7 separate regions of the Homo sapiens genome follow, and regions 1, 2, 3, 4, 5 and 7 are each linked to region 6. The links are chromatin loops, found by intact Hi-C in ENCODE. Cell type or tissue: A673. All regions are shown on one strand.

Region 1 (4,000 bases), 490 kb after region 6:
GAAGTGTGGTTTATTTGTGTGTGTGAGCATTTCTTAAATTTTGTCTTACGTTTTAAAGACTGTCTTACTGAATTTCTTTTATAACTAGATTTTAAATTGAAAGGTTAAAAGTGAAATTTATTTTTATTTTATAATGAATTTTCTTACATTATTGTGAGTTGTTTTCATGAATGTTTTGTTTCTAGGGTGTCTTACCTTTTATATATTATAATTTTGTCCTTTCCGGGCATTTAATATACTCTCTTTTAGTCTCTGTAGAAACGCTGGAAAAGAATTTGAGGCAGATGGGAAGGCAGCTTCAACAGCTTGAGAAGGAATTGGAAACCTTTCCCCCTCCTGAGGACTTGCATGACAAGTTTGTGACAAAGATGTCCATATCCTTTTGATAGCTAAATAACTTAAGTCACTAGTCAACTAGAGATACAATTTATTTAATATTTTAGATGTCTTTGTGTAACCAGAGATCATTCTGTAGTGCCAAATTACAGAAAGTTTAACCTTTGCCTTCTTGCAGGGAAATTTATCAAAGTGTCTGTCAATCATGAATAATACACAAATGTCTGTCTGTCTGTCTGTTTGTTTATTTATTTATTTATTTATTTTTTGAAACCCAGGCTGGAGTGCGGTGGCATGATCTTGGCTCACTGCAACCTCTGCTTCCCAAGTTCAAGCAATTCTCCTGCCTCAGTCTCTCAAGTAGCTGGGCCTACAGGCACGCACCACCATGCCCAGCTAATTTTTTTGTATTTTTAGTAGAGACAGGGTTTCACCATATTCGCCAGACTGGTATCGACCTCCTGACCTCAAGTGATCTGCCAGCCTCAGCCTCCCAAAGTGCTGGGATTATAGGCGTGAGCCACCACGCCCACCCACAAATGTATGATCATTAATTTCTATTTTTTTCCTTTTTATCAGCTTAGATAATAGTATGTTCTCTCATCTTTTCCCTGTCATATACCTTATTTCCTTCTGATGTACATGATGAATTGAAAGGATATTAAAACTCAGGTTGAGGAAGTTTGACTCTAAACTCATGATGTGATTTAGATACCTTTGAAATGTCTGAGGAAGCAGATACAAGACTTCATAAACGTGTTTAACTAGTCAGCTTAACTTCAAGAATTGGCATATATTATAAATTAGTTTGTGCTCCATAAAATTTAATATTTCCTTTAGAAATACTAGATGGTTATAAAATCAAAATGGAGTTTATTATAGTCACTACTTGTATTGATATTTTCCTAACCCAAATAAATCGGTATGTATGTGTGTATATACATACACACACACACACACACACATATATAATTAATAGCATGAGGCTTGTGTCCTGTTTAAGGTTTCTTTTGTATTCAATTATCTTTATTATCACTAACTTTGTAGCTTAATCTCTAATGAGTAACTGAAGTAATAAACTTTTATTTCCTGAAAGTAATGTTGAGTTGCTTTGCAAACCATTTTATGAAATTACAGACTGATATCTTTTGTGTTGTAATAAAATATTACTACAATGCATTATTAAAATCCCATATGGACAAATGAATTCTGTATGAAAGATAACTCACTTCTAAAATGAGCTCTTATAAATAGACACTCCTAATATCTTAAACTGAGGTACTTGAAATAAAATGACTATTTTTCCTCTTTCTACCTCTTCTCTCCTGAGATTTAGTGAATCACAAAATTAATATTTGGCTTGTCATAGATTTTATTGTATATGCTTTCAGCTTAATTGTGAACTAGTTGAGTTTTAGCTTCCTTCACTGTCTCTGTCGGGAAATATCATAAAAATATACTCCAGCAACAATCAATTCAGGCTAACGTGTTTGTTTCCTTTTGTATCTTGCCACCCATCCAGTTTCTTATTTCATTAGGGAGGATGCCTTTATCACCCTACTGAGTAAGGCTTTTTTTTTTTTTTTCTTTTTAAGTAAAGGTGAAATCTGTATTCATCAAAAATTTTTTTGTACTACCTTCTCATATGACAAAGTGTGCTTTCTAAAATAAATATATTATTGCAGTTATATGTTTCATCATTCTTAGCTTTTTTCTTAATTTTATCATGTTAAAATATTCATATGTGACAGTTTGTTAATAACTAAGTACTGTTAATTGAACTACTTATTATTGTTCCCTATAGATATAAAGCAGTTCAGAAAAGATTTTGCTTGCATGTAGCTTCTGGTAGTACACTGTGAATGCACTAATTATGAAGCTCAGGTTTATAGAACCAAGATGAATTCCTGAGCTTGGAGTAAAGGTTGTAGAATCTTGCTTAGCACACGATCTCAGGACATATCTATACTTGGATTTATATGACACAAGAAACTGAATGATGTCGGCTTCTTGAAAGGTATGCGGCTCATAAAAAGCAACCAGCAGGAAATCAGAAACAGGAAGGATGATGCTTTGTTGGAAACAATTTTTCATTCTGAGTACAATTATACTCCATGGACAAGAAAGCTACTACATCCTGTCATTAAATATCACAACCTAGAAGCCTCTAATGAACTGATTAGCATTCATGTATCTCTTGGAAGTCAGATATATGAACAGTTGGTGCACTTTGCTATTGACAAAGCTTATAATCATAAATATTCTTTGCTGAGATTAGATTGCACTCGTTTGCTTTTCATCTTAGTTAGACATACTAGTTTCGAAGTAATTAAATTCATTCATTGCGAGTCTTTGTTTACATTAATTAGGACTGACATGTCAGATTTTGCATATTAAATGCATTTATACAGATCTTATTAAAATGGCAAATTGTGAGCTTCTTAGATGTTAAAAAATTGAAGAATTTGGAAGCTAAAATGCACAATGAATAAAATATACTTAAAGTTTGTTATTAACCACTTAAACTTTGTTCATGTTTTTCATTGAAATGCTTATTCATCGAGGTACATATCAAATGTTTGGTTCATTCACCAATTCTGGAAGAATATGTGTATTTTTAAATTTGTTAACAATGTATCTTACAAGTACGTACTTAAATAATTATAATTTAGTGAACTGTTAAATCAATTAATTGAATTGTTTTAAATTATTAAGATACAATTTTATTGTAATGTGAAATTTTACTAATAGCACTCGATGATAGTATGTTGTATTTTTATTCTTTCTGTGTATGCTTACTCTTTACATATACTGCTTAATATTAAAAAATTGAATTTAGTGCATCCTTTAAAAAGGATGCACTATTATTTCAAATATCATTGACATTTTAGTAATAATTATTACCTCCCACTTGCTAAGTCTAGTCAGAGCCTTAATTAGAATTGAATATTTCCACAGTAACTACTTGCTTGAAAAATGTGAAACCAAATTCAATGTATATCAGTATTGTTACATGCAAGCTATTATATGTGAGGTGTACGTACTTACTAAATTTTTATCGGTGAGAAAATTAAGAATATGCCAGGATTTGTGTCATGTAGTGCTTGTTCCTTTCTCATGATCTTTAAATTCTGTGATATGTCTTATTTTAAGGAGAAGAACAAATAGAATTTGGAGCATTGCACTTGAAATTCTTCTTGCCTGAGCACTTGCCTTTCTATTTTCTTCCTACTCCCTCTCCTGAGTCTTTCAGAAAAACTTATTTTGCTAGACATTTATATATTTCTGTATTTATTACAACTTATGTGACAAGTTACTTGACTCCTTTCCATGTTATATTCTTTAAATTTGTTCATTGAAATCCCACTTTATTTTCACACTTTTTTTGTGTGTTATTCTATATAGCAATGCTTTAGAAACTTCTGAAATCACTGGGTAGATGCTAAAGCCAGCCCAGTAAATTCATTGAGAGAAAGATTTACTTATATCTATATTCTACACTGCATAATGTACAGCATTTTTCAGATAAAGGAATTTAGTATGTTGAACTTTGAACTGTGGCGACTAGGAAGTAAAATAGAAGATTGGAATGGATGAAATGTAAACTTGTATAATACACGGCCCAGTTGTAAGAGTGGGAAGTGGGGCAATTGGGTGATTTATT
Region 2 (4,000 bases), 940 kb after region 6:
TCTTTTGATTATGTCTCTCATTTTGCCCTCAGTATTTTTTTTAGATTCCTGAAATCAGAGAAGTTTACCATTAAGTGAGAAATCTAGCTATATTGGCATAAATCCTGAAGAAAGAATGAAAAAAAAATGGCATCATGCCATATCCTAATCATGATAGAGCTAAAATAGAGTAAATGGCAAGAGTGTAACTTAGAAGAAACATTGAAATGAAATGAATGACAGTAAATATATTTAAAAGTCATGACAGGCACATCAAAATAAGGATAATTTAGTACTAAGTCATCTTTATAAGGAAAAAACTCAAACATAAAATTTAACATTTAAGCAAAATCATTATTAGCCAAGTAAAAATTCAGTAAGAACACTAAAAACATATGCTTTACACATTTTAACTTTTCTTCTTAGGCTGATCTATAAGGTATGTCAATGATCCAGGTATTTTTAAATATCTAGGTGTTTGATACCATGTAGACAAAAACTGCAGACATTTGGCTCAATTTTCTATTTTCACCCGGCTATTTAGAATCATATAAATCATATAGAATCATATAAAATCATATATCTTATAAAATCATATAAATCATATAAATCATACAAAATCACACAGCATGAACTATCTTTTCAAATCGTATAAATTAGGCACAGACCATTTTCCTTGTAGGCAACATATAATAAAATCAGAGGAACGACCATAGAATCAACTAAAGATGATAGCTGTTTAATTATGAAAGATAATCATTGATTAGTTGATAGTTCTTTATACAATAAACATTTTTAAAGAAGTCCTTCTGTGGAAATTTACCTGGCAGATACTTGTGGCTGTCAAAGGGTGATAATATTTGGCTGATGGAAATAGACAAAGTACACAAGTAGCTTTAATGCAGGTAAAAGATAGTATTTATTGTACACAGATGGCCTCTTATTGTGGAGGTACAGCAACCCTCAGGGTTGAAGAATGATGATTTCCTGGACTTCAGATCCCCCTGAGGATGCCTGGTGGACCCTGGCAGCATGTAACTGGGATAAGAAGTGCTTCAAGCCTGCCCAAGAAGCTTTTTCATTTCTAAAGGGATTCCTTCTTGGTTTTTGCCAAGTTTTATGGAGTCTCTGGCTCCCTATTCACCTATCCCTAGTGTACTGTACTCCTGCATGTTAGCTGTGAGCCTGGCTAAACTGTAGACCAGCTTCCCAGGCATCTTATCCTCCTAGTAGGTCTATTCCTATAGGCTGTTACTAGTTCCACTAGTTCCTTCTACACACAGATGCACACACACACACACACACACACACACAGAGAAAGCTGGAAGAATTTGAATTTGTTACTAAAGCAAGAAGTACAAAATGGAAAAATCAGTCTAAGACTATAGAATGTTGTCAGTTTAATTGATTGAAGCCATCCTAATGATACCCAGGGTCTGTCAGTGGTTAGACTTGATCTGATGGGCAATAGGGAATCATTGTACATTCTTGAGGAAGGGAGAACTAAGATGAAAATGATGTTTGAGAAAAATACTGATGGATTCTTTATAGTGGCCTGGAGATGGGATAAATGGAAGAGAAGTAAAATAAGTGATATAGGCATGAGAAGCACAGGTTTGTCTACCTTTCTCTACTACCTTCAACAGTTTCAACAATTGGCTATGTTCCTAACTTGAGTCAGGAGCCTTTTATAGGTGATCTCACTGGGAGGTAAGATTTAAAGGGAAATGACTGGAGGCAATCAGGTAGAGCAAACCTGTCTGTTCTCTAAGGGGCCAGCAGACATGAATGTGGTGGCTAGATGTGGGGACAAGAGTTTCTTAGAGAGCTAAGTTAGCCTTAACAATCACAGAGGCTGAAAATATTTGAGAAATGCCTATATATAATGGGATGGTGAAGAACTGACTTAGCTTAGGATATAAGATTATCCCCAGGGGATCTTGGCATAGAGTCTAAAGAAGAGTCTAAGGAGGATATACAGCTCATCTGTGTCCGTCAGAGTACAGCCAGGACATAAAATACACACCTGTTATTTTAATAGAAGGAGTTTAAAATAAAGATTTTTAACTAGGAATTAAAGAAATGAAAAGGCAAAAAGAGAACACTAAGTATAACCCTAGGCCTGGAGGATGAGGGAAGAAGTTGAAATTATTAACACTTAGTGACTTGGAAGAGAGGCTCTGCAGAGCTGGTGAACCAGAGAGGTGAGATGAGGCTGGTCTTTAAGCGTTGGAAAAATTGCAAACTGGAATCAGCTATTCTACTGGAACAAACCAGTGTAAGGGTTGCTAGAGTGACATAGGAACAGGAAACTAAAATAAGAACAGAAAACCAAGACAGGAGCAAGACACAAACAGGAAGTGTTTGTGGTCCCTGCCTTTAGCCTAGCTGTCTCCCTCTGGTGCCCTCTAGTGACAATGCCTAACAGAACCTCTGGCAAAAGAAAAATAAGAGTCTCAGCCCTAGCATTACCAAAGGGAATATAGAAAAATGAGTTTGATGCTGAGACAATAGTCTAATAACGGGGCAGACATGCATATTCACTAGTTGGTAGGATGAGTGTCATGACTAGAGTGAAGTGACGAGAAGACACTCAGTCATGGACATTCTGGGACAGAACATAATTGAGACAAACAATGAGGTCAGAGCCTCTTCCCAAAGGAAGACTTATATCTTGAGAAAATCTAGAAGCTAGTGATAAATAATAATAATGCTATCAACAGCATTATTTCATGAGTTCTTTCTATGAGCTAGACAAAGTTACGGCCCATCTTATTTAATCTTCACAACAGTACTAAAATGGTAGGTAGATATTATTCTACCCATTTTGCAGATGTGGAAACAGGAGTCAGGCAGAAGAATATCTAGTATGGTTGATAGATCATGATTGAAACCCAAGTTTTTCTGATTCTATGGCCTAGGAACAAAAGTGTTACTTGGGTTTGACTCATGATTTTCAGCTTCATCAAATTGCTTAAAAATCACTATCAGGGATTGCTTTAGTAAATTTCAACTATCAGCATGGGAGAGTACGTATAGAAGAACATGGGGAAAATTAAAACTTGCGTTGAGAATAGAAGTGCCCATACAAAAAACATCTACAATTACATGTGAGGACTTTGTAGCAACCCTGTGCATGCTCCACAAATATTGTGTAATAAATATACCAGTGCTGGATACAGGTTAAGGTGGCAGATAGGAGGCAGGACTAGCTTGTAGCTCCTGCTCGGATGGACAGAGCAGCATGTAGAGACTCACGTCATGAACTTTTGCTCCAATAACTACCATAGGAACATACCAGTAAAGCAGAGAGAATCCAAAGACCCTTTGAGGGAACTAGATCACTGCTTCAGACTCCCTGAGATGCTGAAAAACTGTGAGTCTGCTTGCTTTCTCAGCAAGAAGGCTGGTGGTCTGGAGCAAGTTCTCAGACATGGTCACCTGCTGCCAGGAAGTAGACTCGGTGCTGTTGTGGGGGCACAGTGGGAGTGAGACTGGCCTTTAGGCTTTTGGGCTGCGTGGGGAGGAGGTGAGGCCTGTGACTGCTGGCTTTCTCTGGTGACCTGTATGACTCAGAAGAGGCAGCCATAATAGCCCTGAGAATATAACTCCATTGGCCTGAGAACCACACCTCCATCACCCATAGCAGCCGCAGCAAGCCTTGCCCGAGGAGAGACTGAGCTCAGACATGGCTAAACCTGCCCCGACCTGATGGTCTTTCTGTACCCACCTTGGTAGCTGAAGACAAAGGTCATAATCTCTTGGGTGCTCTATGACCCTGCCCACCGCCTGAGAAGCCTGAATACTTAACCAGGTGTCCTTAGGGCAAGTTTGCATCCTTCCTATGGGACCACAGCTGATGTGATCTTGAAAGTGCTACCTCCTGGCTGGAGGTCAACCAACACAAAACCAGCACACTAAACAAAAACACAGCCAAGGACCCTCACAGAGTCCACTCCACTTCCCTGCTACCTTCACTGGATCAAGTGCTGATATCCATGGCTGCAAGACCTGAAGACGA
Region 3 (4,000 bases), 650 kb after region 6:
CAATAGAGAAAAGTAGTACCATTGCAAAATCTAAGACCTTTAGAAATAGAATAATTAATTAATAAACATATTATTATTTTACCATAATAGTTGTAAATGAGTGTACTCTGTTCTATATTTTTTAAGTCACCAAAAGTTATTCAGGGAACTATAATGCCCCATCAAATTTAATGATTGGTGACAGGTGTAGCCGTCTGACCTCTAGTGGCTATAGCTTATAGCTGCATTTTCATTGATTGAGTTAAAAAAAAAAAAAAGACTAAGGAAAGAAGTCTTCTTAGATCCTAATAACAGGGTTCTGCAAGTAAGTGTATGATTAGCATCCCTGAAGTTCTGCTGGTCTAATTGTTGGGGTACTAACTACCTCAAGGAACAGAGGTCAGAACCAACTTCGTTAATCTATGAGTTTAAATGCTTGCAATGTGTCAGCAGATTCTGCCCTGAGGCCCAGCAGCCAAGCAATCTCTACAGCATTTTTTTAATAGGCATTCTAAAGTTCATAACAAGCTCTCAACACTGATATTCAACAACACGTCATAGGCTTGCATGAAATATTTTTAAAATCCTGATAGGATACATATGTATGACAATGTATGTTTTTATTAGATATCTATATGAATAATATATCTTTCCTAATGTGTAGGTGTGTGTGTTTCTTAAATATTTTGGGGTTTAAATTGACAGCATTACTCTTCCTCATATACTCCACCATGTTTTTGAGACAACACTTCTGAGTTCAGGGTGCTGCTTGTGACCAAGAAACCAAATGGAACTGACCAACAGTTTGAGGACATAAACCTTCTGATTATTTTGAACCACTGAACTAACAGATGCTACATTTACTATGATGCCCCAGATTGAAATAAAGTAGGAAAATTTGTATTTAGAGTTGAAAAATAAAAAAGAGAACATTCTGCCATTTGATAGTAACATATTTTTCTTTGTCTTTAACATAAACCATACCGTAATACTTGATGTAATTTATTCTTTTTGTGCATTGTGTCTCCACCGAGAATTCTTATTTCTCTCAGTAACTTAATGAATTGCCAAGTATTTATGGCCAATATGGGTCTCCAATATTTTTTTAATTTCAAATACCACATGGATTATAAAGTTCCACATACTTTAAGGCTTCTGTGCTAACACTTATAGCTCTTTTAAGAGGATGTATGTGAAATGGAACAACTAACAGTTACTGTATCTTGTCCTCCTTGTCCATTTTCCTGCTGTCAGAACCTTCTTTAGCTTACCAGGAGTACTATACTCTAATTTCTTTCTTTTCTGCCCTCTGTATGGTACATTTCTAGTCTTTGTGTTTTGTGTTACCATAGAGACAGGAGGTGCTCCAAAGCCCAAAGCCCCGAGAAGACAGACTGGAAGCAGGTCTTTGAGGAAACAGTCCCTGCTGACAAGAGAAGCCTGAGGCAAGAATCTACAGCAGTAAAGGGAAAGAGGGGGATTGTGTGGCCCAATCTGATGGTGTGTCCACAGTCTCAGGAAGCACAAGCTCTGCCAATGCTGTGTTAAAAATGAGTTGTTTACAGAAACCAATTTTACAGAGACCTCAGTGCAGCCTGGGGTTTCATAGGAATCAAACTTTGGTGTTTTATTTGCAAAAAAATAACTGAAGTGACATTGACCTATTCCTTTTACTATTTTCCTCATTAAAAGGGAGCAGCTTCTGAGAAAGGTCCTCTTTGCTTGACTTATTTTGCTGATCAAAAATCTCATCTTTAAAATAAAGGTTCATATTCTTTGACTCGGCAAAAACCATCAGAATTGAAACTGCAGTTTGATTGCAGAGGACTCTACAACCAGCACCCAAATCATTGATCCAAATATGCTAGTTATAGAAATAAGTAGTTTCTATTTATCCTGAGTTGTCATGTAGTCATGTACTCCCTTCATATTTTAGATAACTTACAGCTTTTAAACATTTATCTGTATTTAATGAATTGTTATGTTTCCTGCTATATTAACTCATGTCATACTTGTTAATATTTTTATTTAGGAGAAGGCTGCTAAAAGATTTAAAAATAATATAGAGTTTTGTTTCTCTTTCTTTTTCTTAGAGATGTGATGTGAGGTCCTGTAGGGAAAGTGGGAAGAAGAGAAAAATGAAAAATTTAACAACAAAATAATGTGAAATAGAATTTAAACGAACAGATGTTTTCTGAATTACCTTTAAAACCAATTTCTTTTTCGGAATGGAAAAAGATCCATGCTCACGGTGTTTGCTGGATTTTTTTTCACAGATCTAGCAGTCTAAGCAAGGGAAGAATTCAGGGAAATTCAGAGAACATCAATATTTCTTCCTAGGTTATCTGCACAAAATTGTCCTTTGAAGGAAGAAAGCCACTTGTCTGTAAACCTGTAAATAGAAATAAGGATGAGTAGGGCTCTCTCACTTTCCTCAAACTGACAGTAGGAGGCAGTAGTGTACTAGCCTGAGTACTCTCTTTAAGGTAATGCCTATGACTTATGCCAGATTTCTTTTTTTCACTCATTTTCTAGAAATACATGAAACTAAAATTTTAGAAATAGTTTAAGATTTCATAATGAAGCTTGGTACCATCAATCTAGTACAAGATAATGCTGCTGTGCTATGAATAGAACAATAAAAAAAGGCCAGTCCGTCAGCTTCTAATAATGGCAACACTGTGAACCTAACCCCCACATAGGTCCTGATCCAATACGAATAGGAGAATAGCATAAAGGTCACTCTCATTTTGAAAGGAAGGAGAATTAGATTTAATAAGTTAGATCCTCCTAATTTTCATGGATTTACTAAAACATGTACAGAACTAGTAAGCAAAAGTAGAAGAGTCTCTGAACGGTAACCCAGTCTCCCCATGCCTAGATGGCTGGATAAACAGATGCCAAAACATAGACAGTAGCAACAGTAGGCTTGCATTATTAGCATTCAGATTTTGTGAGTATATTTTTAATCTTTAGCCTTTGTCTATTTTGCCATTCACAGAAGCTACCTAAATCCAACTTACCTAGAAATATATAACTGCTCCTTCCTCTTTATATGAAACAAAATCACAATAAAATGCTAAATATTGGAACAATTCATTTTCACTTGTTTATAATATATACATATTCAACTCTAAATACATAATGTATAGGTAATAGCACTGTGAAAAACTCCAGGTTCTAGATCTGTGCTGTCCAGTACAGTAGACAATAGCCAGGTGTGGCTCTTAAGCTCCTGAAATGTGGCTGGTCTGAATAGAGATCTGCTGTAAGTATGAAATACACATTTGATTTTGAAGGCTTAGTACAAAAAAATGCCAAAGATATCATTAATATATTTTTGCTATATATATGTCAAAGTGATAATATTTGACATTGGATTAAATAAAATATATTATTAAAACTAATTTCACCTTTTTTTTTCAATGTTTAATGTGGCTTCTAGAAATTTTTACCTTGCATGTATAGCCCATTTTTGTGATTCTCATTAAATTTCTATTGGACAGTACCGTTCTAGTCTCAATGTTGAGTCCTCAAGGGACCCAAAAGCACAAAAAAATGTACAATAAAGCAAAATGTTATGTCATCAGCTGTATCTGGGTAATATTACTCCAAAGTGTTCCCTTTTTTTTTAAGGTTTAGTTTAAAACATTAAGTGAAGCAAGGTAATAAAATCATGCCATGCTTGGGTTTAGTCACTCAGGAAATAAATTATCAAGAACTTGTTATGAGGTGGGCACTGTGCTAGGGCTTGGGAATACACCAGTGAATAAAACAAGATACCTGCCTTCATAGAGCTTATGTTCTATCAAGTTAGGTCACAATTAGATGGATATGAATTAGATTTCTTACTACTTGAACATATTGCTATGTTTAGATATGGCTAATGTAGTATATATGTAGTAATAGGCCAGGGAGAAGTAAAGGAACATTTCTATGTATATAGTCATACATAAAATTATTTTGTTATAAAACAGTTATAAACACAAATGTATCCCAGGACTGAATTCTCTAATGAATA
Region 4 (4,000 bases), 560 kb after region 6:
CTATCCTGATCTTAAGGATGATTTTGTATTATCCATGAATAAATAGAAACCCAGAGAGGCTGAAAACTTCCAGAGTACAGAGCTGGTTAGTGACACAGCTGTGACAAGAATATGGTTCCAATTCCTATTGTATTTCTTTTTTGATTTCGTATATGTACTTCAGTTATTTTTTATTATTAATAGTAACAGCATAATGAACTCAGCCCCCACTTTAAGTCATTAAAAAAGAGCCACAGCCAAACACAATGATTGTGATATGATTAATGATATGCATATACCATCCTACAGTTAATTTAAAATATATATTTTTAGATACTATGTGGGGGAAAATTAGTTCAGATAACTTTGTACACTGGTCTTGGAGAACTCAGCCTTGTGACTATAATATTAGTAAAGTGTCTGGGATATAATGGCTCAGATACAATTACGTATAAATCATAATGTTTCTGTTTATTATATATATAGCAGATGAGCATTGCATTTTTATAAAGCTAATGTGTACTGGCTTAAGTTCTAAGGCTGTTATGATAATTAAGCTAGTAGATTATACAGCAAGCCGAACAAGATATATCACAAAGTTCAAATTCTCTGTTCTAATATAAATGTGATGAATTCCTACATTTTTAGAAAGTATTTTCTATTCATATTTCTGTTGTGTTTTCCCTTCATATTTCTAACCAAGTAGAAAGAAATCCAAATGACCAAATTTATCTTAAGAATTGTGTGTATGTAGATTTATTGGACTAGATGTTCAAAAATGCAGGATTTGGTTAAGGAAAATGTCTTCATTGCAAAAAGGGTAGTGATTATTTTTAGTATAGGATGACATTTTGGAGTTCATTGGAAATCTTTCTATTTCTAAAAACTACTTTTTTTCATTGAAAATACTAACCCTACGACTGAACTATGTGATTGAAATGTAAGATTGAACTTATTTTTTAATTTGCTTTTATATACTTAAAATTGATGTCTAATATTTATATTTTCTACAAGTATATATTGTTATTGATCTCATAACTTATTTTTAAAGATTTAAAAGATTTTCTACAGCTATGTGAAATTCATTTATAGCCTATGTAAAATAATGATAATATTAATAATAATAAGCTAATGTTTACTGAGATATTTGGCTTACTAAATGCCAAGCACTATGATGAATATTTTATGCATATTACCCATTTAACCTTCTCAAATATTTCTATCAGAGAGTCAATATTTTTATCTCCATTTCATAGTCGAAACTAGTCAAGTATTAAAGAGGTCTGATAACTTGTTTAAGGGCACGTAGTCAAATTTTGAATGCATGCCTATCCGACTTCAGAGTCCAAGTTGTTACTTTCTTTGCCATGCCATACTCTTAATATAACTGCTTGAATCCATGTCTAATTCCTTTCCCATCCATGAGCTGGTGACTTATATGCATACATTTTTTTAGCTTGTAACATAAAGTTAAACAATTGAGACACAGCCTCTCAGAGGTTCTCCAGCCTCTGGTGTGCCTCATCTCTTCTTCCCAAATTTAGCCACTAGATAGCACTGTTTTCCTAGTCTGAGGTTTGGATTATGAAAATAATCTGGAATTAATTATGACCACTTTTTATTTATTTTAATAAACTCAGTATTAAAACATTTTTGTTAATTTTAATAAACCTATGCTGTGTTAGAAATATTATAGAAAGCTTGGGTAAAAAATATATATCCAAAGCCTAAATTTGAGTTTATTAGCTGCAATTTTAATTTTTTATTGTCTGTATATCTTTTGCTGTCTGTGTGTTGTCTGTGCCTTCTTAAATCATAGCTATAGTCTCAGACTTCTTAGGTTTCTTTTTATATATAGAGAGAGCATCTTTTCTCTCAGAATAGAAAAAAATTCTGGTAAAGTATCCTCCTGGACGTTGGGGCTAAAATGTCCCTATATGTATTTTAGCAAACTGACCTCAAGCATTCTAACTTCAGTGGACTTCAGAAGCAGACATCTCATGCACTGAATTATCCAGCCTTTGTGCTGTGGTCCAAACCTCTACCAAAAACACTTTGGTTACAAGTTGTACCTGTTATCTTTTGCTTTGGCTGTAAAGGCACAGGCAGAAATGAAGTATGTGCTAAATCTTTATTTATTCAGCAAAATTTATTAAGCTGTTGCTAGGCACTTAAGATTTATAGATATCTTCCAAGAATGCACCATCTAGTTGAAAGACAGACTAGTAATAATTGCCCTACTTTTGGTAAATGCCAGGTTAGAGGCAACAAAAAATTTTGGCAAGACCAGGAAGTCAGAAAGACTGATCCAGACTTCATGAGGACAGTTTAGAGCTGGCTTCCAGAAAGGATCTGAAATGCAAGCTGAGACTTGAAAGATGAGTAGAAATGAGGCCAAAACCCAAGGGCAAGAGTGAGCCTAGCAGCAGCAGCAGTAGTAGCATGTATGCAATTTTTCAGGAGGTCCTTTCTGAACCCCAGTCTGAACCTTGTAGAACTGTACATTCTAGTAACACCCTAGTCTTCCCATTTTATAATACACACTGCCCTGAAGATGTTTTTATTCAGTGTCTGTCACAGTACTCATGAGTTTCATCAGAGTGGAGACAAGGCATAAAGGAGCATATCTGTCTTGTTGACTGCTGTAACCCCAATACTTAGTTGGATTGGTATCAGGCATGTAAGTGTTTATAAGAATGTGTTGAATGAACAGACATGTTTATGTTTATACTTGAATGGAACTGTTAATACATATTAAGGAGTAAAATCAAATCTCTTAATGTCACCCAAATAATTTGATATGCCAGTTGCTAAAGTTCCAGCTGTGAACACAGTTAACCGCTTCCCATCTCCTCCCTTGAAGTTATCTATCATCAAAAGGAGATATTTGATTGTTTGGTCTATGCATAGCTTCAAAGAGTTGTCGGATCAGATGTAGGGGAGGGGAGATTCAATTTCGATTTGGTTACTCACTTCTTAGAAGTGGAGGGCTACTTATTAAATATCTTTCCCTTAGTCAAGCAAAGTGTGGCAACATTAAAACAAAAGAATGTATTTGTTGATGAGTACAGGGCATTATCTATTTTCTTTATTCAACACAGTCCAAACCTAAAGATTTTCTGTAGTCTACAGAAAATAGTAAAATCTCCTCTTTTAAATCAAGATAATTAAAATATTTATTAATGCATTTTAATAAATATCATAGTATGGTGTTTGAGTGTTAAGAAATCAGCTGGCCCAGTTTAAGGTACCAGATGGGGAAGAAGTATATTGCGGGTCTGACACCAGGCCAAGGAATTTGGATTGTTGAGGTTTTTGAGCATGAAAATGACAGGTCCCCATAGTTAGTATGGAACTAAAGTGTAAGTGAGAGGGAGGGATTGAAAGGACTTCATGGCAACCTATATGCCAGTATGAATCGGCTGCTATGGATGGGGAAAAGTCAAAGAGGGGAAGAAAAAAAAAAGTCAAAAAGGAAAGAGGCCCAGCCTAGAGCTCTAGGTTAAGACACCCCCACAGAGAATTGCTAATAATTCATAAGCAAGTGAGTTATCTAAAGGAGAATCTTTAAAACAAGAGAATGGCAAGTTAAGGACTGAACCTTAGGAATGGAGTCAGGTGAGTAATGAAGTGAAGGAGAAGCAGAAAAGAGATCAAGAAGTTGGGAGGAATTACACAGTAGTGGAGCCTATACAACGAAGGTTGAAAGAAGACTTTGGTTTTCTCATTTCTTTTTCTTTTCTTGATTGTTTTCTTTGTAACCTCTGGTATACCACTGAGTGACTGGTGTTTTTCAGGATACATTAATTCCTACTCTCCTAGGGACTTCTCTTCCACTGTACACTCTGTGAACTGTCTGTAAAACTTTTGTGATAAAGGCTCCACAGATATGAATTGTTGAACCACACCTTATGCTGCATCTGCCTGCAGTTTGTTTGCATCCTTATTAGGTGGTTCTCTTTTCATAAGTGGTACAGTGGGATTTTTTTTCCAGTTAAATGGATAGAGAGTAATCAGAAAG
Region 5 (4,000 bases), 420 kb after region 6:
GTGTAAAAGTAAGACATCTAAAATATTAGTAACCAATGTCAATTAAGGTCAATTAGCATATATCAGAAATAGTTTGTATACTGGAAATGTCTTACTTTTTTTTTTTTTTTTTTTTTTTTTGAGACAGAGTCTAGCTCTGTCACCAGGCTGGAGTACAGTGGCACGATCTCGGCTCACTGCAACCGCCTCCTGGGTTCAAGCGATTCCCCTGCCTCAGCTACCTTAGTAGCTGGAACTACAGCTTGGTGCACAACACCAAGCCCAGCCAACTTTTTGTATTTTTAGTAGACATGGGGTTTCACTATGTTGGCCAGGATGGTCTTGATCTCTTGACCTTGTGATCTGCCCACCTCGATCTCCCAAAGTGCTGGGATTACAGGTGTGAGCCACTGCACCCGGCCATATGTCTTACTTTTATCATGTATCACTTAGATACAGTTTTCTAGGGCTCTATATCCTGTAGAGTATGGTATACAAATTTACTGTGGGAATTATGTCAATTTCTATTAAATTGTATATCCTTGAAACTTCTAACCACTAAACCATGTGATGTGCCTAATTTTTCACATTTTCTGTAATATAGACTTTCATGTTCATATTTATGTCTCTGTTGAAATTGGAAGCAAAATTATTTAATGCTGATATTACCTCTCTTTCTAATTAAGTCATAAATGTATATGTAGTAGACATGGATACTTTTTGTGGTACTCAGTTCTTAGTTGTTCATCTGTCACTTATATAGTAATTCAGAAACTTAAGTTACCTTCTTGAACTGATCTCCTTGTGGTTCTTGTCACTGGACATGCACTCATTTGATCAGGATAGCTCTCAAGGTGTTCTAGAGCTGATTATCCATGAGTGGGGTAAAGTAGTGCTGGTAACATGTGGTCGTAAGTTGGCTTGTACCTATTAGGATTGAAATCCAGTTATATGATTTCAAGGCCTTAGAGCTTAATTATATTATTGACTTTTTTTTGTAGATGATCATATATTTATATGTCCTGTGTTTTCTAGGAGATTTTGGTATATGAAAAGTAACACATCAAAAATCCAATAAACTCTCATTTAATGCTAAAAGACTAAGGATCCTGGCCAAATGGTGTTTTAGAGGAGTGCCCTGAGAGGTGGTCTATCTCTGTATCTTTTTATAGTGGCTTGTAATGAATAAGGCCATTTACATGCTGTTTTTGTTGGTTTAGGTTCTGGGCAGAGGACACTGAATACTGACTGATGTGCTTAATTTGAAATATTCTTTTCCCTGGACAGTCCAGGACAAAATTTTCTTGTGGAGAAATTGGTGTATATTTGAGAGGCAATAGCCTCCTCTTTTACTCAGCTTAATTTTCTATCACTAGATTAACAAATGAAAATATACTTTGTCATTAATTGGAGTCATTGCTTGTGTCTCTTCTTGGATTCTTTCCATCCCTGTTTATCCCCAACACCTTCTCGTCCATCTTTCCAAAATATTACCTACTTACCAAGGGTTGATTCCGATGGAGTAGAGCCTGACTTTAGTTTTATGACTGCATTTCTTGTATTTGTAGGCTTTCTTTGATCAATAAGCTATTAGGTAAAATCACTGTGTTCACAGTGGCATGCTTTAACTGTGAGAAATGATTTATGTAAATATTCAGTGGGATCAGAAGATTAGCTGAAGTTTGGAAAGAGGCCTAAAAATTTGCAGTTGAAGCTTGGTGTACTAGACTTTCTTTGATTAAAAATTCTAGGTTTTTGAGTATTTGTCTCCACGTTATTTAATTCTGTTAAGCTTCCTGTTCTTCAAAGAAATCAAACATTTATAGGAAGATTGAATCGAACAAATGTCCTGTTTGTGTGCTGTATTTTGATCTACCACCATTTGGTGTCACTGTAGGGCAGGGCTTTTAAACTTTGTGCAGCTGAGGCCTTTTTAATGAAAAATGTTGTAGGAAATTCGTGCATATCTCCCTGCATTAAAAATCCCTCGCTTTAAAATACATCATATATTCTTGTTGTAAAACATTCAAATAACATAGAAATATTGAATACAATGTAGATGTCCCCCGTATCCCACTACCTCTTTTCATTCCACACAAATGATCATTTTTAACAATCTGTTGTACTTCTAATTCCATTTCTGTGTATTTACCAATGTATGCATGTTCACGTGAACATTTTAAAAAATCCATTGTTCTGAAACTTTTTGGCTGTGTCATATATTTTGAATATGTTTTTCATGTTGTACTGTTTTTAAATTCGTGCATTTTATTTCATAGCCCATATTATGATTTTTCCTTTTAATCATTCTCTTAATGAAGGACACTTAGTTGTAGTTTCTCTCCGTGCCTCAGGTTTTTTAAAAAATAATTCTGTATACATCTTTGTATTTGAAGGCAGTGCATTAGTATTGCACATTGTCTGGGTTTAAATTCTAGCTGTACCTCTTCCTAGCTATATGATCTTTGGAAGTTACTCATTTTTTGATACCTCCATTTTCTTATTTATGAAGTAGGACTATATTAGTTTCCTGTTGCTGCTATAACAAATTACCACAAACTTGGTGGCTTAAAACAACACAAGTTTATGATCTTACAATTCTGGAGATCAATAGTCCAAAATGGTTTAGCTTGGGTGCATTCCTTCTGAGGGCTCTAGGGGAAAAATTTATTTCCTTGCCTTTTCCAGCTTTGAGAAGCTGCTAGCATTTCTTGGCTCATGGTTCAGCATTGCTCTGACTTCTATTTTTGGCATCACAACCCCTTCTCTGACCCTCCTGCTTCCCTCTTATAAGGACCCTGTGATTATATTGGGCCTTCCCAGATAATCCAAGATAATCTTCCCCATCTCAAGATCCTTAATGACATCTGCAAAGTCTCTTTTGCTATGTAAAGCAACACATTCAAAAGTTTTGGGTATTAGGACATGGATATCTTTGAGGGACCGTTATTTTGCCTATAACAGGGACAGTAATAGTGCCTACCTACATTGTATTGTTCTGAGGATTAAATAAATTGAGAGTGAAGAGATGTAAATCATCTCACAATCATACTTAGTCTTTGAATTGCTAAATTGAAAGGCCTTTTTAATCTTGCTAGTTACTGTCAAATTGTCCTTCCAGAAGGCATGTGAACTTACACTTTTTTTTTTTTTTTTTTTTTTTTTTTTGAGACAGAGTCTCGCTCTGTCGCCCAGGCTGGAGTGCAGTGGCGCGATCTCAACTCACTGCAAGCTCCGGCTCCCGGGTTCACGCCATTCTCCTGCCTCAGCCTCCCGAGTAGCTGGGACTATAGGCGCCCGCCACCACGCCCGGCTAATTTTTTTGTGTTTTTAGTAGAGACGGGGTTTCACCATTTTAGCCAGGATGATCTCGATCTCCTGACCTCGTGATCTGCCCGTCTCGGCCTCCCAAACTGCTGGGATTACAGGCATGAGCCACCGTGCCTGGCCAAACTTACACTTTTATGAATAATATAAGTGAGGATTCTTTTCCTTGCATAATCATTAATATTGTTTTTCTTTTTTAGTTGGTGACTTTTATTTTACTTATTTCATATTTCTTGGTTATTAAATGAGATCGAAGCAGTTATTATGTATTTATTGGTTGTTTATATTTTTTCTTAGAATTGCCTATTAATATTGTTTATTTTCCTATTTTATTGCCTTGTAGCTTGTAAGAGCTCCTTATATGTTCTATAGCGCTACTCTTGTAAATATTTGCAATTTTTCTCACTGCCTCTTACTTGTCTTTTTATTTTTATTTATGACGTCTGCTGTATCTTGCATCTTTGAAGTTTGGTTTTAAAAGTGAATTAAAATGAAGATCTGCATAACTCACTTAACGATAGAGATGTGATTTTTTTTTAGGGACGCATTGGTCCTTTGTACATGACAGGTGCATGGAAAATAGCAGTTGGTTAATTCTTTAATTTGATTAAATAGAGGATCTTGTAAAGATGTAAAATGGAGAATGAAATGCCCCTAAATATGTTTCACTGACTCTAAATTCCTTCAGTTGCTC
Region 6 (4,000 bases):
TGTAGCAGAGAAGCCTGCACTCCTGAGACCTCTGCACACTTTTTGTTCCCCTGTACATTGGCAAATCTTTCAACTTGTTCTCAGTTCTGAGCTCTGAGTACAAACCCTTTCCACCTCTTACCCACCCACCTAGAAATCGAACCTCAGATTCATATTGTGTAGAATACATTAGGTCAGAAGTCTAAAGAAATCAGTATTTAAGCCCATTTGAAAGTCAGTGAGAAATTTGAGAAGAGAAGCATTACTTCCCTCCTGGAGACAGAGCACTCTCAAAATTATAAATAAATAAGAGGCAGGAAAGAGTGAAATGTTTCCTGCTGAACTCTCTCCTTCCACCCCTCCTCCTCAGGCATAATGGGACCAGGCAAGTAAGGAAACCAGGGAGAACCTTAGAAACTGTGTGTTCTCTTGTTTTCTCTTTTGGGTGTGGTGAAAATCTTCAAATAGGAAATCAGTTCTATTCTTTTATAACACAACGTTTTCTGATAAAGAAAAATATTCTCTCCTATTAGAAGATATAATGAGAAAAATGTGATCAGTAAAGACAGTTAGTAACAAAGTGATGAGGTAAGAAACGGGCTTACTTTAGTGGACAGGGCTTTTTGGAGGCAGCAGACAGGGCCTTGTTGAGATTGAGCTGCCCTGTAGCATCACAGGCAGAAAACGCAGAGGAGATCCTCTGTAAATGCAGAGAGGAAATGCAGCAAGGTGTCAGACTGCACCTGAGGCTTAGGAGGCAGCCTGCAGAGGACTGACAATGGACAAATCAGCAGCCCAGAGAAGGAGCAGCCCGTTGGTGCTGTGCTCCACAGATAAGATGGGTGTCCAGGGGAAAATATGCAGGAGAGCAAAACTGCAGAAAAAAAGAAAATTATGCTCATATCAGGACATTCATACACAGGACAGCAAGGACTAAATCCAAAGATTTATATCTTCCTTCCTTCCTTCCCTCCCTCCTTTCCTTTCTATTTTTTTTTTTTTTTTTGAGACGGAGTCTTGCTCTGTCGCCCAGGCTGGAGTGCAGTGGTGCGATCTTGGCTCACTGCAACCTCAGACTCCCAGGTTCAAGCGATTCCCCTGTCTCAGCCTCCCAAGTGGTTGGGATTACAGGCACGTGCCACCAGGCCCGGCTAATTTTTGTATTTTTAGTAGAGATGGGGTTTCACCATGTTGGCCAGGCTGGTCTTGAACTCCTGACCTCAAGTGATCCGCCTGCCTCAGCCTCCCAAAGTGCTGGGATTACAGGCGTGAGCCACTGCGCCTGGCCAAAGATTTATATATTCATCCATCCATTCCTTCATTCAAGGAGTCTTTAGGAAGCTATAATTCCATGCCTGGCAATGTGCAAGGTGCTGCCCCAAAGTGAGCATAATAAAATCCCCTTTGGAGTTTGGCGAGGAAGACTCACAAATAAACAGACACAAAACAATGTGATCAAGTGATACAGAAGAATACAGGATGCTGGGGAAAGAATGGAGTTTTCCTGGGGTTATAGAGAAGGCTGGAACATACTTCACAGACTGTTTCTTTCAAGGGCGAATAGAAAAGCCAAGATGTAAATGTATAGGTCCAGATGCTGACGTGTAGGAACTGCAATTCATTTACAATGGTCAGAACCTCAGTTGTCTATGGGAGAAGGTGGGGAGAAGGCTAGAGAATAGGCCCATGAAAGGCCTGCCATGTAAGAAGTCTTGGCTTCATGTTGTAAGAAATTCAGAGAAAGAGCTTCTAAACTTGGAAAATCCTGTGGTCTAAATGTTTCCATACCCTGAGAATTCATTTGTTGAAACCTAATCCCCAATGCAACAAAATTAAAATGTGCAGCCTGTAGGAGGTGATTTTTCAAGAGGGATTCACCCTCATGAGTGGGATTAGTGCCCTTAAAAAAGAGGCCTAAGAGAGCTCGTTTCCCCCTTCTACCATGTGAGGACACATAGAAGGCACCACCTCTGAGGAATGGGTACTCACGAGACACCAAATCAGCTGGCACCTTGATCTTGAACTTCTCATTCTCCAGAACTGTGAGCAATACATTTTTATTGTTTATAAATTACCCAGTCTAAGGTATTTTGTTATAGCAGCCCAAATAGACTAAGACAGAAAACATGGCCAACATTTATTAATGATGCCCAACACTCATTTCCAACTTCCTTCTTCCTTGCTCATCTCTCCCTCTCTAGAAGCTGGAAAAAAACAAAACAAAACAAAAAACAACAAAACAAAACAAAACCCATATATTTACTTTCCTGGTCTCCCTTGTAGCTTGCATGACCATGGACCCAGTTCTGGCCAACGTGACCTGAGAGGTCTCATGGGCAGGCTTCTAGGAAAGGTTTCTCTCTCCCTGATAAACAGGAACAGGCCTGTGGGAGGAGCTCTCTCACCACTCTGGCCTCACTCTTGCTTCTTGTCTTTAAATTTTGAGGCCCGAGAATGTGGTGCCTGGTGCTGCAGGGATGTCCAAGATAATCACAAAGACATCAAGCAAGTACCCTAAAATCTGGAGCTGCTGATCTAATCCTCAAATCATATGCCTCCAGGCTTTTGTTACATAAACAGTAAGAATTCTTATGGCTTAGGTCAATATCAGCTGGAGTTTTCTATTACATGCTGCCCAAAACATTTCTAAGAGAGTTAATAATTTGTAAGTAGTTACTAAGAATTACTACAATGTGGTATTCATAAATTAAATTAAACTTATTTTGGAATTTACTAGGGACTCTAAATTAACATTCTACTGGCTTTTAAACAAATTTGCAAACTGCTCACTATTTATACATTGCAGATACTTGAAATTCTTTCTGCTTTTTGAAAGTACCCTTTATCATCAGTGTATCAACAGTATTATGTTGGGTTAGTCATAATTTTCTTCACTACTAGTCTTACTCTTTAATTATATAGGACTGTTCACTTCATCATTATTAATCTAGTTTATTTTGCATTCTTTGGTTAAACTTATAGTGTAGGCTTATTTTCATTTGATCTATAAATTTCCAAATAATAGACTTTACTTCATGTATACATTGTGGTTCCAAATAGAGCTCAACAATGTTGCTACTGATAAAGGAGTAACTCTCAACAAAAAGTTATTTGTCCACGTTTCGTTGGTGTTAGGCTACCAGCGGATTTGTGATTTTTTTTTTTTTAACTTACAATGCTATCACGGTGTCATATTATTACTGGATTATTTTTAAGATTATCTATGAAATCATGCTTATATGTTACGAACAATTCATGTGTATTATGAAATGCAAATGTTTCCTAGTTTCCTCTTTTCCCCTTTCAGGGAAGCATTCTCCAATCTATAAGGGTTGCCAGGTTTGGTCTTACATTTCTTTGGAATACTCCTCTAAGACTGCCAAACAGCACTGCTAATCACCTCGTGGAACTGTGACCCACGGTCCACTCAAGAAGCTGATGCCGTCTTCCCTGAGGGCACCATGTTCCTTTGGTCTCTTTAAACAAGCACATCACACACAGCTAAATGTAGATTGCTCTAGTAGAGCACTAGCAGAGTAAAGGATAAGTTTCTAGCTAACATAAATTTTTTATTTTGTTATCAAAAGGAAAGACACCTTTTGATAACAAAATACCTACCTTCACAAAGAGGTCAGTCTTCCTTCATAGCTGCCTTTCCTGCACACAGAGGAAGTCAGGTCTCCTTACTCAGTTCTCTCCCTGTGGAACTCTCTTCTTCTGGGAGCATTACACTTCTTTACACAGTAAGAGACCCCATTTTCTGGGTTTTTTTTTCCATCATACAATACCCCAAATATAAAACTTCTGTCAGGTGGTAGGGGTCAGGTTCTATTTTCATGTGTAAAAATTGATATAGATTTTCTATTCTGAGTTTCTGTTCCTGTGGTTTCTTCATCTGTAACAAGATAATAATAGTAGCTATCTCAGAGTGAATAGGAAGATTAAGTAATAGCTCATGTCTTCTAACAGTGACAGGCACATAGAAATAGCTACAGAGGAATTTGTTTTAAAAAAATCATGT
Region 7 (4,000 bases), 170 kb after region 6:
TTGTTCTCCTGATGAACAGCATCTCACAGAACAGCAATATCAGACAGGGTCACTCTGTGACCATGATGAAGTGAGACAAAACAAGATCACTTCCATGTTTTGTCTAAGCACAGACAATAACAAGGTCAGTATGCAAATCAGAAAATATCAATGTTAAATAAATTCATGGGAAATGATTATAGACTAACCTTAGTTTTGGACTAATCTGCTGCACTAGGCTCCGGCAGACCAGACCAAAGCAGAATGGTCCCTCATGCGTATTGCCACATAATCAAAAGCAACTCTGAAACCAGCCAGTTTTCCAAAAAGCAGGAAATTCATAGCACCCAATCAGAAGGGGCCAAGTTTATCTGAGCTGGTATGCTAAGAAAGTTCCCCTGTTTTAACCCTATAAGGAAAGTAACTTTGAAACAACTCATCTGCTTCTCATTCCTTATTTCTGTTCTCTAGCTTTTTTCTGCCTATAAAGCCAACCTCCTCTGCTTAGCTCATTGGAACAGATTCTATTTTAGAGAATGAAGTTTTGCCTATTCTGGAATTGCAAATAAAAGCCAATTAGATCTTTAATTTGTTTTGTCTTTCAAAATCAAACATTCCCCTCTCTCCATGATATGGATGACTAATGCTTGTCAGTTACAGCTTTAGGCTTGTCTTTTAGCCTGCCATCCTCCTAGATAAGATAATCACTGAACTGTCTCCACTTCCTGAAGGCACTTAATCTTGAGCAACCCTTCCCACCTCTTTCCACGGAGTCTTTCCCAAATCACCTAATCAAAGCCCAAATCCTTTAAGTGCTTTCTAATACCATTTACCTAAGACACTTCATGGCTCCCCATAGTGCATGTTCTCCCTCCCTGAGTAATAATCCCAACTTCTTCAACTACAGTATTCCTGTAGGAGCATTGACAAAACTCTAAGGGCTTTACATATGCTATGTTATTTAGGCCTGAAAATGCCCCTCTTTCATAGGTATTAGTATAATTACCCCCCTTTTGTAGATGAAGCAGCAAAGAAAGTTAAACGTCATCTCCGGTATCAAATAGCTAGTAAATGGCAGGAATAAAATCTGTATCTGGGTCTGTCATCAAGATATAAGGAACTACTTGTAGTTCTCCTGACCTTGCTGTTCTCCTGTAAGTTTCCCTAAAGATTATGTGCTCTTTGAGGACAGAGCTGTAGAGTCTGGCACAGTAAAACAAATATTAAAAAAGAAAAGCTGTAGTGTGAAGACTTACTGAGAACTAAGGCTCATTTTTTGAACCTCTGTGCCAAACTCCTCAGAGTACCTAGAGTTGTTTCTTGTACCAAAATCAATACTGCATGTTTCCGAGTCTTGGCCTACACCACCTCCATATAATCAGAAGACAGATATCTTAAAGGAATAGTTCCAAGGAAAAGCTCATTTTTAAAGAGGGTATATTGATGTGTTGAGAAAACGGTGTTTGCCTTGTAGCTTGACCTTGGGTTTACACAACAAACTCTTTTGCATGGTTTCAGTTCAAGGCCCTTTGTTATGTGACCTTAAAGTTTCTTCACCTCTATGCTTTCTTGGCCTTGCTCCTGCCTGGAATGGAATGCCTTTTAAATGAATGCCCTGCCACTGTTTCCTGCCTAGTGAAAACCTATGCAGCTTTCCTTTTACCTTTCCAGATCCACTCCTTCAGATTTAATAACTTCCCTTTTTGTTCTCAAGGAACTTCTAAAACAACTGCTATAGACATTTACATTCCTTGGTTAATTGTGTTAGGGTTTGGAAACTACAGGAGACTGTGAGCTCCTGAAGGGCTCAGCCTAGCCTAGCTCTGTCTGATTTTGGGTGGACCCCTCTGCCACCCCAGAGCGAGCACTTAGGCAGGAAATATGTCCAGAAGGCTTCCTTTTGGAGCGTCGTGGGCCCCGTCGTTTCATCCTGCCTAGTACCCCTTCCAGCACCGTACCCAGTCCCAGAACTACTTTTTCCAGCCCCAGACGTGCAAGGAGAGGGCTAGCAGATGGTTTTATATCCCAGCGCTGCTCAAATGGTGGCGCAGGGCCTGTCTCGCCCACCTTCCAGTTCTGCTGGAACCCTATCTGCAAATCCAAAGAAATCCAGGCCGATGACTTCCTCCACGGTCCCCGGCGCTTCTCCAAATCTGACGCCACTCTGCGTCCTTAAGGTGAGCGGCCTGGACCGCCGGAAGGGTTGAGCGGCTGCATAGACAGGCCGCAAGGCCAATCATGTTTCGCAGTGCCCGGAAGGGGCGGTGCCTCAGCGTGTCATTGATCCGGCGGCGCGGGATTGGCCAGTCCCGGGCCAACACGGGTGGCGGGAGTTTTCAGATGTGTTGGCTGCGGCCCCGACTTCAGCGGTTGGGCTAGGCTGTGCTGACTGTTTGGGTGGCGGACCCCGGGAGTAAAACCTGTTGTCGATCCCTCAGCTTCCAGCTTGCGGCTTGCTGAGTGGCCACCTTCTTTCCGGTCCCCGGAGCTGCGGGGAAAGATGGAACGGCACCAGCCGCGGCTGCACCACCCGGCCCAAGGCTCAGCCGCTGGGACTCCCTACCCTTCCTCAGCCTCTCTCCGCGGCTGCCGGGAAAGCAAGATGCCGCGCAGGAAGGGCCCCCAACACCCTCCGCCGCCCAGTGGCCCCGAGGAGCCTGGGGAGAAGCGCCCCAAGTTTGTGAGTATCGCCTGGAGCTAGGGTGGGGCCGCTCCCGCCCCGCCGTAGGGCTGACTGCCGAGGGTGGGCCCACAAGAACTTGGGGACCAAGTTTTATTCTAGAGATCCAGAGGTGCCAAAGATCATAGATTGACAACGACCGGGTCTAGTTGTAGTTGGATCCTGTGACAAATGCCCAGATCTTTGTGTTGCCCCCAAATTTCTTAACGCTGATGTGAAAAGCAGTTCAAACGTGTATATGTATTGACGTCATCTAGGTGGACATTGCATTTTTTAAGTCGAAGTTCTCCCTTCCTCCCTAGTGTAAGAGGGTATAAGATATATCAAAATGAACTTTTAGGTGACAGGTTTTTTTTCTGCTTATTATTTTAATAAGAACTTTTAATTACATATAAGAACTTTTAAGGTAGATATAATTTTCCAAGTTGAAACAGCTAGTTTTAGAACTTGGCGGGTGGTGTGGTCACTGCTAAAGAATGTTTTGCTTAGCTTGGAAAGAATTCTAAATATTTGAAACTTGCTATTCTGGTTTGCTTGTGTTTAACACTTAAGGAAAGTGTCATGATTAACACCTTGTCTTTTCGTTGGTGTCAACTAGTGAAAGTATAGGCAGTGATGATTATTTTGGGGTTTGTGTGTGTAAATAAATCACATAGAGGGTTGATAGATTTGGGATGAGTCCAACAGAATTGAAATTTCACATTGACCACTCCACCATTTTCCTTAGGAATATGGAAAAACTGTGTGTGTGTGTGTGTGTGTGTGTGTGTGTGTGTGAGAGAGAGAGAGAGAGAGAGAGAGAGTACAGCATTTGCCTTATGTGGGCAAGTAAAAATTGTGAGAAATTTAAGTCATGATTCACAAATTAAGGGAATAATGGTTTGTGAACCAGTTGCTAACTATAACATTTAGTTAAAAATAATAGTTGAATAAGACTGAGAGCCCATATTCTGATACATGAGATATATCAGAATACTGAAAATGAGAAACAGCATAGATTAATTGAAAATGAGGAACAGCATAGATTAATTATGCCAAATTAAGTATCAAAATGGTCATAGGAATAGTGACATTTTGCAGAAGGATCAAGTATGGACTTGATCATTATCTTGACAAATCTGAAGAATGAATAGGACAGAGTTAACTTCCCAATGAAAGATTTTTGCCTAATGTGAGAAGAATCCACTAAGGCAATGACTTTTCTTCCTTTTATAGTCTACTCTCTGGGTTAATAATCTTATTTTATTTTGTTTTAACTTCTGTGGTCCAGAATACAGGAGGTGTTATTTTCTGTGACTCATTCCCAGCAAGGAGGTCATGAAAACAGGATCTAAATTAGTA

Evidence for each region. A loop is a pair of places that touch in the nucleus more often than their neighbours do. Peaks named below come from ENCODE experiments on the same cell type or tissue, not always from the same donor. Only the 100,000 strongest peaks of a DNase experiment are listed, where the experiment ranks them.
Region 1: it touches region 6 in a loop (4-fold over the local background); 4 of 110 quality-filtered maps call a loop at or near these places.
Region 2: it touches region 6 in a loop (5-fold over the local background); 23 of 110 quality-filtered maps call a loop at or near these places.
Region 3: it touches region 6 in a loop (8-fold over the local background); 31 of 110 quality-filtered maps call a loop at or near these places.
Region 4: it touches region 6 in a loop (4-fold over the local background); 7 of 110 quality-filtered maps call a loop at or near these places.
Region 5: a loop joins it to region 6, with 5 times the contacts of the local background. A loop is called at or near these places in 11 of 110 quality-filtered maps.
Region 7: a loop joins it to region 6, with 4 times the contacts of the local background. A loop is called at or near these places in 4 of 110 quality-filtered maps.

The regions. Positions count from the first base shown.
Region 1 is chr13:59,835,698-59,839,697 of GRCh38, reverse strand. It overlaps DIAPH3 (diaphanous related formin 3), which reads left to right. Exons shown (of 28, transcript NM_001042517.2): 23 at 250-374. Among named protein-coding and RNA genes, the nearest start is that of DIAPH3-AS1, 180 kb to the left of the region's middle. In A673, no CTCF peak of the experiment used is centred here; a DNase peak (open chromatin) is centred at 2,387; H3K4me3 peaks cover 640 bases; H3K27ac peaks cover 3,863 bases.
Region 2 is chr13:59,390,200-59,394,199 of GRCh38, reverse strand. No RefSeq gene overlaps it. Among named protein-coding and RNA genes, the nearest start is that of DIAPH3-AS1, 620 kb to the left of the region's middle. RefSeq lists an enhancer at 2,279-2,388. In A673, a CTCF peak has its summit at 2,384 (motif pointing left); DNase peaks (open chromatin) are centred at 1,909 and 2,359; H3K27ac peaks cover 1,005 bases.
Region 3 is chr13:59,676,823-59,680,822 of GRCh38, reverse strand. The region is part of intron 27 of DIAPH3 (diaphanous related formin 3); the gene reads left to right. Among named protein-coding and RNA genes, the nearest start is that of DIAPH3-AS1, 330 kb to the left of the region's middle. In A673, CTCF peaks have their summits at 9, 209 (motif pointing left) and 2,412 (motif pointing right); DNase peaks (open chromatin) are centred at 192, 1,362 and 2,442; H3K27ac peaks cover 3,622 bases.
Region 4 is chr13:59,769,004-59,773,003 of GRCh38, reverse strand. The region is part of intron 27 of DIAPH3 (diaphanous related formin 3); the gene reads left to right. Among named protein-coding and RNA genes, the nearest start is that of DIAPH3-AS1, 240 kb to the left of the region's middle. In A673, a CTCF peak has its summit at 1,528 (motif pointing right); a DNase peak (open chromatin) is centred at 1,513; H3K27ac peaks cover 2,744 bases.
Region 5 is chr13:59,904,490-59,908,489 of GRCh38, reverse strand. The region is part of intron 20 of DIAPH3 (diaphanous related formin 3); the gene reads left to right. Among named protein-coding and RNA genes, the nearest start is that of DIAPH3-AS1, 110 kb to the left of the region's middle. In A673, a CTCF peak has its summit at 1,853; a DNase peak (open chromatin) is centred at 1,869; H3K4me3 peaks cover 487 bases; H3K27ac peaks cover 2,858 bases.
Region 6 is chr13:60,328,166-60,332,165 of GRCh38, reverse strand. It overlaps LOC105370228 (a long non-coding RNA gene), which reads right to left and starts at 3,741. Exons shown (of 3, transcript XR_942002.3): 1 at 3,598-3,741. RefSeq lists a silencer at 2,398-2,467. In A673, a CTCF peak has its summit at 2,352; DNase peaks (open chromatin) are centred at 285 and 2,415; H3K4me3 peaks cover 418 bases; H3K27ac peaks cover 4,000 bases.
Region 7 is chr13:60,162,246-60,166,245 of GRCh38, reverse strand. DIAPH3 (diaphanous related formin 3) reads left to right here and starts at 2,318. Exons shown (of 28, transcript NM_001042517.2): 1 at 2,318-2,659. The coding sequence starts at 2,480. LOC105370227 (a long non-coding RNA gene) reads right to left here and starts at 2,189. Exons shown (of 2, transcript XR_942001.2): 1 at 2,047-2,189. RefSeq lists enhancers at 497-791, 1,880-1,929. In A673, no CTCF peak of the experiment used is centred here; a DNase peak (open chromatin) is centred at 2,255; H3K4me3 peaks cover 3,342 bases; H3K27ac peaks cover 4,000 bases.